2 separate regions of the Homo sapiens genome follow, and region 1 is linked to region 2. Evidence: read pairs that join two places in POLR2A ChIA-PET (ENCODE). Cell type or tissue: Caco-2. All regions are shown on one strand. Links, peaks and the distances in the headings refer to the core of each region. The heading gives the core; the rest is flanking DNA.

The links. Peaks named below come from ENCODE experiments on the same cell type or tissue, not always from the same donor. Only the 100,000 strongest peaks of a DNase experiment are listed, where the experiment ranks them.
Region 1: POLR2A ChIA-PET joins it to region 2 with 5 read pairs; 1 of 35 experiments calls an interaction of 5 or more read pairs at or near these places.

The regions. Positions count from the first base shown.
Region 1 is chr1:68,462,004-68,470,345 of GRCh38, reverse strand. No RefSeq gene overlaps it. Among named protein-coding and RNA genes, the nearest start is that of DEPDC1-AS2, 13 kb to the left of the region's middle. RefSeq lists an enhancer at 4,868-5,503. In Caco-2, for the core only: no CTCF peak of the experiment used is centred there; a DNase peak (open chromatin) is centred at 5,245.
Region 2 is chr1:68,273,094-68,281,435 of GRCh38, reverse strand. No RefSeq gene overlaps it. Among named protein-coding and RNA genes, the nearest start is that of WLS, 45 kb to the right of the region's middle. RefSeq lists enhancers at 2,802-3,386, 4,468-5,095. In Caco-2, for the core only: no CTCF peak of the experiment used is centred there; a DNase peak (open chromatin) is centred at 4,815.

The DNA of each region.
Region 1 (8,342 bases), core at 262-8,261, 190 kb before region 2:
AAACATAATGCACAGCATCTGGAATATATATGGAATGAGCACGGATTTTGGGGATCACACAGAACTGCGTTCTTGGGACTCATTACTTACCAGCTGTGTGAAACCTTTAAAATGTTACTTAAACTTTCTGAGATGCAGGCTTTTTATTTAAAATATGGGGATAATATTTTCTTCATTAAATGTTTGAGAGTTCTCAAATGACATGTATAAAGTGCCTAGTACAGAATGTGCATACAGTATGCCTTCAATTGATAATAGTGCCCTTTTCCTTGAAATTAAAACAGAAATATCTCTAGACCATTTATTGCTTTTGTGCCCAGAAAATTTAAAAGTTGTGAACATATCATTGCCCTTTTAGAGAAAATAGAGTATGAAGGAACTGTCTTCCTAGAAAACTTATCCATCTCTTTTCATTCTGACATCCTTTAAAATTTAGCTATAGATGTATATGTTAATACCTGCATAGAATATTACTGTTAGATAGTTATAAGAAATTGATAAATAGTGGTTGCTGAATTTTGGAGCTATAAAAGGGTCTTATTTCTTAATGTGTATATCCTTGGTATTATTTTAATTGCAATCATGTACAATATTACTTTTTGAAAATAAAAACACACAAAAACCACCTAGAAAAGAAAAATATATGAGACTGCCCTTACATTAAAAATGGACGATAAGGCCAAGCATGGTGGCTAATGCCTGTAGTCCCAGCACTTTGGGAGACCGAGACAAGCAGATTGCTTGAACCCAGGAGTTCAAGACCAGCCTGTGCAACATGGTGAAACCCCATCTCTACAAAACATACAAAAAGTAGCCCAGTGGTGTAGGCCTGAAATCCCACCTACTTGGGAGGCTGAAATGGGAGGATCACTGAGCCCAGGGAGCTTGAGGTTGCAGTGAGCCATGATTGCACCACTGCACTCCAGCCTGGGCAACAGAGTGAGACACTGTCTTAAAAAACAAAAACAAAAAAAAAACAAACAGAAAAGATAATTATCTCTCCCCATCTAATCTTTGCTTCTAAGTATAACAAGATATAAAAAAAAGAAAGTTTAAAAGAGCAATTCAGATTTTGTATAAACTTCCTTTGGAATCATAAAATATACTCTTAAGGGAACCTGTATACAATTTTCCTCAAAATTGATTAGAATAAACTACCTATAATTCTCTGAGGAAGCAGAGGCTGAGCTAGATATATTCAACTGCTAGCTCTTTGTCATGTAGTAGACAATGGTTTCTATTTGCAGACTTTTAAACAAAGCACTCTGCCTTGAAGTGAGCCTACCATCTACGTGGAAAACTAACATAAGTACGGTTACCTTGGTACATGCTACAAGGAGACAAGATTCTTTACCTATCTAACAAAATACTTAAGGCATGTTACATGTATTCCTCATACTATGATGATGCAGACATTGCAGGTTAGGCTAGAAGAGATACAATAAAATCTGTGATATCTGGAAGATATAGGTTAGAAGAATTGGTAATTAATTATCTTACCTGTAGTTTCCAAAGACTTCTGAATCAAATTTATTAGACTTTAACATCTACTATGTTATTGCATAGTATCCACAGTAATAGTCACCAATCTCTGCCACCCTTCACCTGACTAAATCAGACTAATTTCTTAGTACTCAGCTGAGGCACCACCTACCCTACTAAGTGGATCTCCTCCTGTGTGTGCTCCCAAAAGACCCTGTATCTGTGTCCATTACTGAACTTACCACATTTTGTTAAAATATTTTGTTTATATGCCTGGCTTCTTCCATCAAACCATGAGTTTCTGGAGAGTAAGAACTTTCTTGTTCATTTTTATTAACTCCAATACCTATCACAGTACCTAGTGAAGTAAATCAAACTATTTCACTCCAAAATATATTTCCTTGACATATTTTGAGATAGCTGTTTAGAAATCCTGTAAACAGAAGTAGCTCTACCAAGCTGTCTTTTGTGGAGGAGATTTACATCTGTAGAGAATCTGCATTGATGCAGGCAGGCCTTCTCTTGTCCAGATCTAGGAAAGATTAACTGAGAGTCAGAACCCTTTAAAGGTCTGAAAGAAACATTTACCATCTATTCTCTTTGAGGGTTACTACCTGTGAGGTTTCATTTATCTAACAAGACCATCTTTGCTAGCCAGGCCTCCTCTTCTCTTCTCTCTCCCATAACATGTCTTGCCAATATAACCTGATTTAACCACCATCATCTGTTTTGGGCCATGCTCTGAGCCCCTATTTTTTCTGTATCCTCCAGACAGTATATGAGCTTCTGAATTTCATCACTCTGTGACTCTCCCCGTGTGCATGCTAATAGATTTATATGCTTTCTCCAAGCTGGCTTTTGTCATGTGATTTTTCAGTGAACCTTCACAAGGTAGATATTTTCCCTTGGCTCCTACATTAACATATACTTAGAAGTTACTCAAAAGATGTTAAATGAAATAAATGGAAGACTGGGTTTGTGTCAGGCCTGTGGCGCCAAAGTCTGTACATAAGAAAGCTTTGACAATGTTTCTGAAAAGTCCTCTTCCATAGTTTCTTGATTTTGATAAAATCAATCAGATTTTTGACTCCTCAGAAGGAAACAGTCAATCCTCATTATTCATAATTCTATATTTGCAAATTCACCTACTTGCTAAAATGGATTTGTAACCCCCAAATCAGTACTTGCAGCACTTTCATGGCTATTCAAAGACATACCCAGAGTGGTGTAATATTTGAGTCACCCAACATACACATTTCTTATCAAAGTCAAACAAGGTGATATTCTACCATCTTGTTTCAGCTCTTCTACTGTAAACAAGTGTCCTTTTTGAGGTGTGTTTAGTGCCACATTTTTCTGCTTTTTGTTGCCCATATCACTGTCTGAAATGGCCACAAAGTCTGGTTCTGAGATACTGTCTAGAGTCCCTGAGGACAAGGCCAATGTGCCTTACTAACAGAGAAAACGTATATGTTAGATAAACTTCATTCAGGTCTGAGTTATAGTGCTGTTGGCTGTGCATTCGATGTTAATGAATCAGCAATATACATAAAATAATGTGTCTTTATAATAGAAATAAATATAAAATAAGGTAATGTATTGATTCATTGATAAAAATGTTGGGCTTACAGTAGCCTAATCTTGTGTATCGGCTAGGAGCAAAAGTTCAGTATTCACTAATTCAGTATTTGCAGTGACTTTATAGAACATAACTTCTACAAATAATGAGAATCAATTGTAGTACCATATGTTTACAAAACAGTGGAGGTATCATGGTTGATTTGTTTTTCCTAAATATTTCTATATTTTCCAAATTTATAATCATGAATATGTACTAATTTTATGACAAGGAATAAAGCTTTTAAAAACAGAGACACTGTTTGTGATACTGTAGTATGAGTAAAAAGTAATTATGTAGCAGTCAGATCTAGGTTTGAGTCACCATTCTGCCACTTACTACCTATGTAACTTTGGAAAAGTTGTTTAACTTTTCATAACCTATTTCCCCATTTGTAAAACCAGGATAACACTATGGGACTTTATTCTGAGGATTAGAAACAATATAGCTAAGTTATCCAGCTCAATATTTAGCATACAATGGACATGCAATAAAAATGCAGGTATGAATATTATTAACTTTCTCCTATGATTAAACTACAGAAAATCTAGCCTCAATGGCTCACACATCTTTGGGAAATCATGACTTTTATCCTAGTTATTATCCCCATTCATAAGCACAAATTTTACAAACTCAATGCCTCAGCTTCTCATCCCTTATGTTCATTCTATCATTTTTTTTTAAGAGAGACAGGGTCTCACACTGTTGCCTAGGCTGCAGTGCAGTGGTACAATTATAGCTCATTACAGCCTCCAACTCCTAGGCTTAAGTGACCCTCCTGCCTCAGCCTCTGTAGTCACTGGGACCACAGGTACACACCACCACGCCTGATTAATTGTTGTTTTATTTTTCATAGAGATGGAGTCTTGCTATATTGTCCACTCCTGGCCTCAAGTGATCCTGCTGTTTCAGCCTCTCAAAGCGATGGGATTACAAACATGAGCCATCACACCCAGCTTATCAACTGTTTTTGAGTGTTCATGATGGGCAGGAACTATACTAACGTTGATTAAAATAGACAAGGGTCTTGCCTTGGTTCTTGCCATGGGTTAAAACATGTAATTTAGACTTTTGTAGGAGAACTATAGTGATTTTCACTTCCACTTACATACCCCTTTGAATACTGGGATATAGGGTTAAGACAATTAACCATAAAATATAGCATATTCTAAAAAATGCTTCTTTTTCAAATAAAGTCCCATCAAGTATTTGCTCAGGGACCACCCCAGTTGTTTGTTCTTTAAACTGCTTAATATGTGTGGCATTGGAGTGTTTGATTTTCTTTCAAACAATAATTCTCCAAAGCATGTTCCACATGTTCCCTTTCTTTGAGAGTTCATGACATTCTCCTCTTTCTTTCTGACAACCTGGGCAGATTAACATAGCAATACACTTACACTAGGTTAGTCTGCGATGGTCAACAGGACCTGACTAGTGTACACATTTAACATTTCTAAAATGAAAACTATTTCTAAAAGGAGTTTTTGAGAATAACTGAATTCATACCCCAGTTACATTTAATAAGGTTGATTTAACTTGAACAGAATTAGTGACAGAATTTATGCTTCTAAAACTAAACTACACAATGGGAAGTTCCCCTTGACCTCCCATACAGGGAGGGGTAGCAGTGTGTTTCTGTGTTTCTCCTTACTTCTGTGTTTCTCTGCCAGTCATGATCTGCCCACCTGTGTTGCCCTGTTCCTTGGTGTAGGGGCATTTGAAGTGTCACTTCCTGTGTTCTCATATTTTGTCCAAGAGGCAGAAAAATTCTCTCCACCTATGGCCCAGTGTCCTGTTGCTCCCATGAACAGAACAGTTTGCTCCCCTCTCCCGTGGGATGCAGCCCTTCTGCATTTGTCTATTTGATCTTATCTCAGCTTTTAAGTTGCGTTCTGTGTCTCTCTACCTTACATTATCATGTCCTCTCTCTGCATATTCTCTTCTGCTTCAGTGCTCCACCATGTTGGAAAGACTATTTACCTTTGGGAAATGATTTTATTTTGCCACCAGGAAACCACTCCTTTCCCCTAGTGTTTCTTCTCTCACACGCCACGGATCCCGAGAACAGGACACAATAAGTAGATTTTCTTCATTCCAGAGCATCCTGGGCCATAGCTACACAGCAGGGATCAAAGCAGGCACACATCAAAAGCAACCCTGCTGAGAAATGCGGCCCTGAGGCTTCAGCGCCTCAGGCTCATTATCCTCACTGCCTGAAAGTCATGTATATCTCATCTCGTCTTCCCCTTGTCTGCTGTTCCTTCTCCACACCCAGCAGAGATCCACTCTTTACTAAACTTTCTTAACAACTCAAGATAAAAACTCTTTCCCCTTCTCTTCCCCTGCTTCTTCCTCTCCTAATTAACTGATAAACAATTTCAGTGATACTCACATGTTCACTTAACATTTCTTAAACCCTTACTTTGTGCCAGGTACTATGTTAAGTGATGGGGCTAGAAAAATGAACGACACCTTCCCTGCTCTCAAATAGCTTTTTAACTAATGGAGCAAGACAGGCAACACCTAAACAGATCTATATAGTGTGATGAAGTTGGTGGTAGAGGCAGGCACAGATCTTTTGAGAGTAAATGGGAGAGGCCCCATTTCTTATACAAGGTGATGCCCTTGCTGAATATTTTGCCAGACAAAGGGTGTAGAGATGTAGGGAAGGGGAATGGGGGTGTATGTCCTGGCAGACAGCTGGAAATCAAAAGGGTGAGAATAGCAGAGGTGCTCTGAGGTGGGGAGGGTAATAGAAGAAGGTCAGGATTGCTGAACTATGTATTTGTAGCAGGGAATTACTAGAGATAGGGCTAGCAAGAAAGAACATCACAGAAATTCATTTGAGTCATATTCAAGAACTTCAACTTTATCCTGTACAGATGAGCTTTATGGCCAGGTGCAGTGGCTTACACCTGTATTCCCAGCACTTCGGGAGGCCAAGGCAGGTGGATCACCTGAGGTCCGGTGTTCAAGACAAGACTGGCCAACATGACAAAACCTCTTCTCTACTAAAAATACAAAAATTAGCCCAGTGCAGTGGCGTGTGCCTGTAGTCTCAGCTACTGGGGAGGCTGAGGCAGGAGAAACACTTGAATCTGGGAGGGCGAGGTTGCAGTGAGCCATGAACACGCCACTGTACTTCAGCCTGGGTGACAGAGAGAGACTCCAACTCAAAAAAAAAAAAAAAAAGAAAGAAAGAAAAGAAAAATAAGCTTTACTAAAATATAACCTCCTTTGGTAGGTAGAATAATGGGGCCCCAAATCAGTCCACATCCTAATGTCCAAAACCTGCGATTATGTTACCTTACGTGATAAAATAAAACTTTGCATAAGTGATTAAAGTGAGAATTCTGAGGTGAGGAAATTATCCTGGATTATCTGGATGTACTCAATATAATCACAAGAGTCCTTATAAGAGGAAAGCAGGAGGATCAGTCAAAGAGAGAAGGTGTAGAGATGGAAGCAGAAATCAGAGAGGAGAGAAGATGCTGTGCTGCTGATTTAACAGAGGGAGGAGGGTGCCACAAGCCAAGGACTATAAGCAGCCTCTAGAAACTGGAACCAGCAAGGGAACATCTTATCCCCCAGGGGCTTCAGAAAGAGTTTGTTGTGACAGATGCTGGGAATTTGCCAGATGGACAAGGGAAGGAAAGGAGGTCCAAGCAAAGGGCTAGATGGGGTGAAGAAAGGGAAGCCTGAAACTATTTTAGACTTCTGAACTCCAGAACTATAAGATAATAAATTTGTGTTGTTTTGAGCCACTTAAATGTGTGGTAATTTGTTACAGCAGCAATTGGAAACTAATACATTCTTTGAGAGCAGGAATTTTTGTTTCACTTGCTGCTGTATCTCTAGTGCCTGAACACTGTCCAGTACATAGAAGACACTCAGTAAACATTTGTAAAGTGAGTGAGGGAGGGAGGACTCACAATGAGGAACCCACAGAGAAGACCTGAGGCCTAACTACTGAGTCCTCAGTGCATAGCATGTGACTGTTTTGCCCCACCATCTTGACCTAATGTGCTTTTCCATTAGTATTCAAGGTCATATGCCAGGGAATAATTGAACACACAGGACAGATAGGACCCATCTTTCTGCAGAATCAATTTGTCATAACATTTTGGAGAAGAAAAAGGATGTACTCATGTAAACATAGTATTTTATGTGGTAGGCTATATGAATTTTTAAGAAACTTCAAAGAAATGTGGTCCCTCCAGCCGGTGGCCTCTGGCTAGGTCTTAAACATGGAGCATCTTTTGGTGAAGAGAGTTGAGAAGCGCATGAATACTGTTAATGATGGGAAAATCCCCACTCAGGCAGAGCTGCTCTCTTAAGCTCTCCACGTGTTATTCTCTTCTGTCTTATGAGAAGAGTTTCTGAGCATTTTTCTTTACTATGTTTCCAAAATTGATATTCATTTGCTATGGTTTGCCTTTCTTATTACTCTGCTACCACCTTGTAAATCAAGGTTTACAATGATCTATATGATCTTTTACAAATCGCTTAACCTCTTTGGGTCTTAGTTTCTTCACCTGTAAACTGAGTATTTTCCACCAAGAGATCTTTAAGGTCTACCTCAAATTTTAAATTATGTGATAATATGTTCTATAGGATTAGTTAACTGCTAATAATAGGTGGCTCAGAGCAAAGCAAATATTTATTTCTTAATGCCTGTTCCTTATTTTTAATTATAGTTTGTATCAGGTAACTATTTTTGCATTAAACAGCCACCCCAAAATTTAGAGACTTAAAAGTAATGAACACTTATTTAGCTCACAATTCTGTAGGTGATCAATTTCACCTGGAATCTGAAGGGCACGTTTTCTGGTCTTGGCTGCTATAGAATGGCCTCAGCTGAAATGTCTCATTTCTGCTTCATGTGGTCTCTTATTCTCTAGCAGGTTACCCTGGGCTTTTTCTCAAGACAGAGGCAAAATCTCAAAAGACAGAGTGGAATTGTTCAAGGCCTGCAGAAGATTAGGCTTGGAACTGGTGCACTGTCCCTTCCACTGCATTTTACTGGCCTAAGGAAGTCACATGGCCAGCCCAGATTTAAGAATTGGAAAAATAGACTCATCTCTTGATAAGAGGAGTTGCCCAGACACATTGCAGAGAGCATGGAAATAGGGAAAATATAAATTTGGGCCACCATTTCTGTCAATCTTCCCCATTGTCCAATGATTTTTTTCTTTCTTCCCTATAGTATCTTAGCTACTCTCATTCTTAACTGACAATAATA
Region 2 (8,342 bases), core at 201-8,200:
GATCTGCCTGCCTCAGCCTCCCAAAGTGCTGGGATTACAGGCGTGAGCCACCGTGCCCAGCCAGCTGTTCCCACTTCTTATAACCTAAGCATTAAAAATGAACAGCTTTCCTTTTCTCTTTTGGTCTTCATTCTGAAGTCTCCTGTGTCATGTAAAATTAGAATTAAATTATTTTATTTTATTTATTATTATTATTATTATTATTGAGACAAAGTCTCACTCTGTCACCAGGCTGGAGTACAGTGGCGTGATCTCGGTTCACTGCAACCTCTGCCTCCCAGGTTCAAGTGATTCTCCTGCCTCAGCCTCTTGAGTAGCTGGAACTACATGCACTGTGCCACCATGCCCGGCTAATTTTTTGTATTTTTAGTAGAGATGGGGTTTCACCGTGTTAGCCAGGCTGGTCTTGAACTTCTGACCTCAGGTGATCCACCCGCCTCGGCCTCCCAAAGTGCTGGGCCACCGCGCCTGGCCAGGATTAAATAATTTTATTATGCTTTTCTCTTGTTAACCTTTCATTATAAGGGTGACAGCTTATGATGTGGAGGAAAGAGATCACCCTCTTTCTTTCCCTACAATGATGATAATGATGACGATGATAATGACTGGACAAAGAAGGAGCTATAAACGTAATGGTTGCTTTTTTGGATTTCTAAATGCCAGGGAGTCAAAAGAGCCCTGTCAAAACATCCTGCTTCATATAAGGTAAGAGATATTCCTGGCATAATGTTCACAAAGTATTAAGTATTACTTATTAGTAATAAGTATTCAGACATTTTTGCCTTTCTCTGTATTAAGGGGGTCTAAAATATTTTATTGTAGCATAAAAGTTGTTTTGAGTTAAAAACATTTGAGAATGTGCTTTTTTTCCTTCATTATCTGCCTAAGAGCACAGCCTCCTATTAGAAGTCAAGATAACAAAACTGTCATTGTAAATCCCCTCTTTGGTAGCAACGAGGGAAGACTGACTCTCTTATCAGCTTCCTACCCAAACAAACAGACATTGTCACAAAACTATGGTGTCTCCCATCTACCCTCCTGTAGAAGAGGAAAGGTGTAATAACTTTTCTTACCCATCATAAGGATCATGGCCAACACTCCTATAACAAAAGGCAAGAGAACAAGAGAAAAGCATGACAAATGTATTTAACCAAAGTTTTATGTGACATGGGAGCCTTGAGAAATAAAGAGCCAAAGACCCAGGGAAAATTGTCTGTTTTTATGCTTAGGTTTGATGAAGAACTGACAGCCATATAGAAATGTGATTAGACAAAAAGGTATGATCTAATGCTAACAGACTGACAGGAGAAACCCAGCCAGGCCTGCCTTTCTGTTCAGATTCTTCTCGGCCTCCCTATGTAACATTCCTTCCTCCTGGGTATGAGGCTGGACTCCTCTGGAATGAGATTCTTCAAGACAGAAGGAGAAGAGTGGACTTCCTAGGTTTTATGGCATGCTTGGAGGAAGAGGAGTTCTGGTTTCTATGACCCACCTTGGGGAAGAGGAGTTCTGGTTTCTATGACTCATTTACTTAGGCGAAGAAAAAGAGACAGGAGATAGGAGGGTAGGAAGAGGTCAGAGAAACCCTGTTTCTGAGGTCCTTCCAATGTCCTTCAGTTCAAAGTACTCAGCATGCCAAGGTGCCATACTTTGGGGTATCAGATTCTGAGCCCCAACACTCCTAAGGGCCCATTTATCTTTCCTAAAAAACATTTGTTTTCCTGTAAGTACCCTTCTTCTCCTGTTAAGATAGTATACACGCTCCAAATTCTATTAACAACTGCCTCCTTGAGTGGTTATGAATGCCAACATACATTTGATATATGTGAACAAAAATCTGTCTTTTGCCTTGCTAATCTGTCTTTTGTCAGTTTAATATGCAGACCCTCAAGCACTAACCATAAGAGGGTAGAGAAAAAGCTTTTTTCTCTCCAACAGCATCATCTCCTTCTGGGAAAATAAGACTCACCCTTCAAGACCCAGCTCAATGCTGCATTTTTCCTTCAATAGGAAGTGTTCTGTCCTTCTTCCAACCTTCTAAGAAATTTGCTGATATCTCTTTTAGAGCATTTCTCTCATATATCTTACAATAATGTACCATTTGTTTCCTCTGTCATATTCATATATATATATATATATATATATATATATATATATATTTAAACAAAGTCTTGTTCTGTTGCCAGGCTGGAATGCCGTGGCATGATCTTGGCTAGCTGCAACCTCCGACTCCCTGGTTCAAGCGATTCTCCCGCCTCAGTCTCCCGAGTAGCTGGGATTACAAGCACACGCCACCATGCCCAACTAATTTTTTGTATTTTTAGTAGAGATGGAGTTTCACCATGTTGGCCAGGATGGTCTCGATCTCCTGACCTTGTGATCCACCCACCTCGGCCTCCCAAAGTGCTGGGATTACAGATGTGAGCCACCGCTCCCGGCCTACTTTTTTCTTTCTTTTTTTTTTTTTTTGAGACAGAGTCTCATTCTGTCGCTCAGGCTGGAGTGCAGTGGTAAAATCTTGGCTCACTGCAACCTCTGCCTCCTGAGCTCAAGCAATTCTCCTGCCTCAGCCTCTGAGTAGCTGGGATTACCGGCACCCACCACCATGCCTGGCTAATTTTTGTATTTTTAGTAGAGACAGGGTTTCACCACGTTGGCCAGGCTGGTCTTGAACTCCTGACCTCAAATGATCTTCCCTCTTTGGCCTCTCAAAGTGCTAAGATTACAGGCGTGAGCCACCGTGCCTAGCCTAATATACATGTTTTAAAGACAAAGACTGGTTCTATCCCACGTTTGGGCTTCCAGTACTTTGTATATCTAATAGACACTTGGTAAATATTCAGTGAAAGAATATGGCCTGGAAGGAAGAAATGAAATATGTCTGTTGGCCTCAGCATCAGGAATCTGAATAGTTCCTAAGCCGGTGGCAGTCACTTCTTAGCTATTAGCTTTGGCCAAGTCCCTTTTCATTCTCAGCCTCAGCTTCCTCATTTGCAAAATGAGAATAATAGCACCTCTGTGGAAACTTTCATTTTCATGGTGATTAGATGAGCCATCTCACTTAAACATCTAGCAGAATGTTTGGGACATCAAAGACACTCCATAAAGTTAGTTCCTCTCTGCTTCCTTCACACCTAACAGGGGTCTGTACTTTGAGGAAACTCAGTGGTCTTCACATCTTCATCCTATCTGAATATCACTTCCAGGAGCCTGCCTCCCTTTCTCCTGCCCAGGTTAAAATTGCCCCAAATAAGAACAACATAGGTGGGACAAATCCCTTCCAGAGCCGTAGAGAGCCAAAAAGCCAGGACTTCTGGAAGCTCCCCTGGTGTTCTAGGCATACTGTTAGATCAACTTGTCAGCTCACTGTTACCTGTGTCAGCTGAGAGAGGGAGGTTAGAATGGTGGTGGTGGTGGTGGTGGAGGGGGCTTAGCTGATAGAATTGAGCTTAGAAGATGAATGGGGATGGGTGAAGTGGCCACATAAGATGGCTAGGCCAAGAGAAAGGAGGGCTTTGGTAATGAGAACAATGTCTTTATATGTGTGTTTCTCTGGGAATATATATAAATCTGTGTGATTTTGTTCTCCGTGTGAATCTGTATGTCTCTGCTTATGTGTACAGGAGAATCACCTAAGAGAAATCCATCCATCTATCCATCCATCCATACATCCATCCATCCATCCATCCATCCATTCATCCATCCATCTATCCATGCTTCCACTCATGTATTCATTCAGTCAGTCATCCGTTCATTTTATTTAAATTAAAAGAGATTTCCAACCATCTATTCATCCATCCATTTATTCATTCAGTCAGTCATCTTTTCATTTCATTCAAATTAAAAGAGCTTTTTAAAATGCTTCAGGTACTAGAGAAAAAAAGTTAAATAAAATATCCTCTACCTGCAAGGAGTCTGACTATAATCTGTTTGCAGTTTGTTGGAAACAGACAAGTAAGTATTTTACAAATACTGTTCTAAGATAGAGGCTAGCACAAGATGCTAGGAAACAGACCAAGGAAAGAACCCTGGAAAAAGAAGTACTAAGTTGGGCTTTTTGGTTTTGTTTTTTTTCTTCTTTGCAGGTTCCAAAAATACATTTAGCTCCATATATTCCCCATCCCACCTCCTTCCACCCCAGAGTTTGTTTAAGGAGATTTTTTTCTTTTGACTTGTGCTAAAAACCCAGTGCCGCAGCATTTCCTCTCTGGTATAGAGGCCATCCTTCTCCACCAATTTCAATAAAATAAAATCAAAGTAACTTTTAGTTATATCACTTCCCCTTGTTTGTTGTGGGAAATTATGAACTCTTTGAGGCACCAGCACAGTTTCTTAGAATATAGAAAAGGCTCAATAAACATTTCCCGAATAGTGGGCAAGTGAATGAAAGAATGAAGTTCTCTACCTGTGCAAGTCTTATGTGTCACATGGAGACCCCTCCTCTGGATTCTCAGGGTCATGAGAGCAGCCTGACACTGGGTCTGGCCATCCAGAAGCACTTAAAAAGTGATAGATAATAGTGTAATTAGTTACTACCATCTATAATTACTATTTAGTGGGTGGTTCCAAAATATTTAACATATTTATTTTTACTTTTAGAGTAAATGGGTTGGGGGGTGGGGCGGGCAATGGAGAGAGAGAACACTTTCAGGCCATGATGAAAACCATGTGAGGCACTCCACAGCTGTTTTTCAGACCTCTGCAGGAGCACCATGCATTGCCTCCTTCTCTCAGCCAAATTCCAAGATCTAAGGGTTACCCCCCAGGAGGGAACATGCCATTCCCAGCAGAGTCCATTATCTCTTGCAACCTGTTATCTAAACAGATTGTCTCCTTGGCTCCATTAGATGAGCAGATAAGCATACCTGAAGCTCCTGGGGCGCTCTGCCATTTACATAAGATCCCAGTGCCTTGGGCCACTGCCTAGTGCCTAAGGAACCCAAAGGTTGTCTCTCTCAGAACTCAAGACTTTCACTCCTTTGCCTCCTAGGCATTTGCCAGTCACAGAATTCTCCACTACCAGGCCTCTTGGCAAACCAAGTGTCCAGACCAGTCTGATTCCCCAGGTTTAATCCTAAACCAGTAGCTTGCGTCTTCCTTTGCTGAGACCTACTTTGAAAGCCAAAAGGACTGAGTTGTCTGCAAATAATTCCAATGCCACCATGAGATTTGGGGTTTATTTTATTTTATTAGAAACAGGCTTTTGTTATGTCATCCAAGCTGACATGGAACTCCTGGGCTCAAGTGATCCTCCCACATCAGCCTCCTGAGTAGCTGGAACTACAGGTGCATGTCATCACACCTCGCTTTTAGGATTTGTTTTTAATAGAAGTGAGTTATCCATTAGCATTTGTGAGACATATCTGGAACGTCACCTCAAGTATGAAGACTGACTTAACTCACTCCAGCTACCTGGATTTTCATTTTGAAAAACTAATGTCTAGGCCTGGAGCTACAGTTTTGCTCCCAGTTCAAAAATGTCTGGCATATAATAGGTGCATAAGAAATGTTGTTCCAATTAATGGAGAAAATGTCAGTTTGGCCTTCATCTGAATGAAACATTTACCTTGTTTGGGTAGAGAGTTATGAATCTGGAGATGGCTGGTCCCTCAGTCTACCCGTTCAGAAAGAACATCACTCAGTAAATCATACCAGGCAGTCAGTCGGCACTTTCAAAAACTGTGCTTCATTATGGTAGGACTGGGAGTATAGAAGGAACAAAGGGAGTGTGTGTGTGTGTGTGTGTGTGTGTGTAAATATATATATATATAACTTGCATAATTTTAAATTTTATACAATAAAGATAGAGCATACATATGACAAAATACTAACATGAATGAACCCTTCATGTTATGGAAATATATACTACGTCTGTTCTTTTCTATATTCTGTATTTTTTGTTGTTGTTCATAAGAGACAGGGTCTTGCTCTGTCACCAACTAGAGTGCAGTGGTGTGATTATATCTCACTATAACCTCGAACCCCTGGACTCAAGGGATTCCTTGAGGCTGGGATCACCTTAGCGTCCCCAGATGCTGGAATTACAGGAGTGAGCTGCCGCCCCAACCATATATTCTATTTCTAGCTACTCTATATTTCTATTTCTGAAAATTGTCAATTTTTTTTTTTTTTGTCATTGTTGTTGTTGTTGTTTAAGATGGAATCTCACTCTGTCGCCCAGGCTGGAGTGCATTGGTGCGATCTTGGCTCACTGTAGCCTCCACCTCCCAGGTTCAAGTGATTCTTCTGCCTCAGCCTCCTGAGTAGCTGGAAATACAGATGTGCACCACCATGCCCAGCTAATCTTTGTATTTCTTTAGTAGAATCGGGGTTTCACCATGTTGGCCAGGCTCAAACTCCTGACCTCAAGTGATCCTACCACCTGGGCCTCCCAAAGTGCTGAGATTACAATCATGAGCCCCCGCACCCTGCCCAAAGTTTTTTGTTTTTTTTTTTTAACTATGTTGCAAGGATTTGATCACCTAGAGAATGTGGATTAAAGGGAACCAGAGCTCTTTCACAAAGGCAGAATGTCTTCTGCTCCTATCTTTTTGAAAATGTACACTTAGTCCTACATCCCTCACAACAACATGAAGTGTTCAATATTACACTAGTCATTTTGCAGATGAAAAAAAATGAGGCATTGAGACATTAATTAACCAGCTCAAGATGATACAGATCTATCTGACTGAACTGGGCTTCAAAACAAGCAGCCTGTCTTCAGAACTCTCCCCTTTAATCATTGTCATAATGAACCAGAACCATCTGTAACAGAGAATGGAGCAGCAAGAATAGCTATCTTCTGCCTCTTTTCTGGAGCCAAAAACTGATCTGGAGAACTTCACACTCTTTCTAAGGCCATGTTATCTCAACCTTTTTCCCCGCTTTTATCCCTACTCTCTGCCTATTAAGTAGACTTTTTAGATCTTTTCTGATCATTCCCTCCCCACGAAATTTTAATACCACATATATGCCTTATATCTGTTTACGTATGATGAGGGGCCACAAAACATTTTTATATTTAAGATTTTTTTTAACCTTCCTAATAACCAACTTTCACCTCCGTGGCGGCAACATTGTCCCCCATTAAGAATGTGTGTTCTGAGGAAACCAATATTGAAGATTTCTGTAAGATCTTTTATGTTGCCATTGTTTATCCATATGTCACAAATACATGGTGTGAAACAAAAATCTCCCACATAGACTCCCACAGGAAATACAGTAATGGGAGAATTTCGGTTCTTTCTCCCTGGCTTCCGAGGTTGTGTCTCAGGAGCAACTGCTGGGGTGTTCATGAGGGGATGGAGAGTGAGTAACACCACAGTAATTGCCTCAGAGCTGGAGACTCCTGTTGTCCTTATTATACAGAGCCAGTTTCCAATTACATGTGCTAATGAGGTCCAGCAGTAAGATGGGTAATTGCAATCCACAAGAACTCCCAAACCTCATTTAGAAAGCTGTTTCAAGCATCTCTTGAGCCTGTGAACCAGACTAGGATAACTATTCCTCTTCTTCTTGAACCTGTAAGAACCAGACTGGGATGACTGTTGATTTTCCATTGTTTCCAGCCTCAAACAGAGAAGGAATAACGATCGGGCCTTGTTCACCTTGCATGTTTTTACTCAGGGCATTCCGTGAACCAAGCACTTTGTTGACCCCATTCACAGAGATGTCTAGTATGTACCCATAGGCTGCATATGTGGTAGGTATCGTCCTTTCTATTTTGAAGATGTGAAACTGACTGATGCAAAGTGTTACCAGTAGGAAGTAGCACAGTCAGGGTTCAAAATCTGGTGGTTCTAATTCCAGGTACATTCCTTCATGGTATCTTCAAAGCCTTATGAAAAAACTGGAAAGACCTGGAAAATGTTCAATTCAATTGAATTCAGTGCAATTTGAATTGTTAATCAATTTAAATGTTCATCATTTGAGCTTTAAAGGTAGGCAAACTGGTTTTTTTTCTTTCTAACTATATGTCCATAAGAAATTTCCTTAATGGCCCTTGCATGTTATTCAAAATTCTAATTAGTAAAACTGTATCGTCATGAAGATTAAATGAGGTAATGTTATCAAGCACCTACTATATCATCTGCATCAAAATATCCTGTTTCCTACTCCATTCATCGGTTTGGTCCTTGTATCATTTTGTATCATTTCTTTGTTTTTTCCCCTTGTGGCCTTATTGTTTCCTGACATTTTAAAATATCTATCTGGCCTTCAGAGCTGAATTGTAAGAACTTCAGGATCAGGAGCTGTTCTCATAAAGATGGTTCTCAAATTTCGAAATTTTTATCTTTTTTTTTTTTTTTTTTTTTTGAGATGGAGTCTCGCTCTATTGCCCA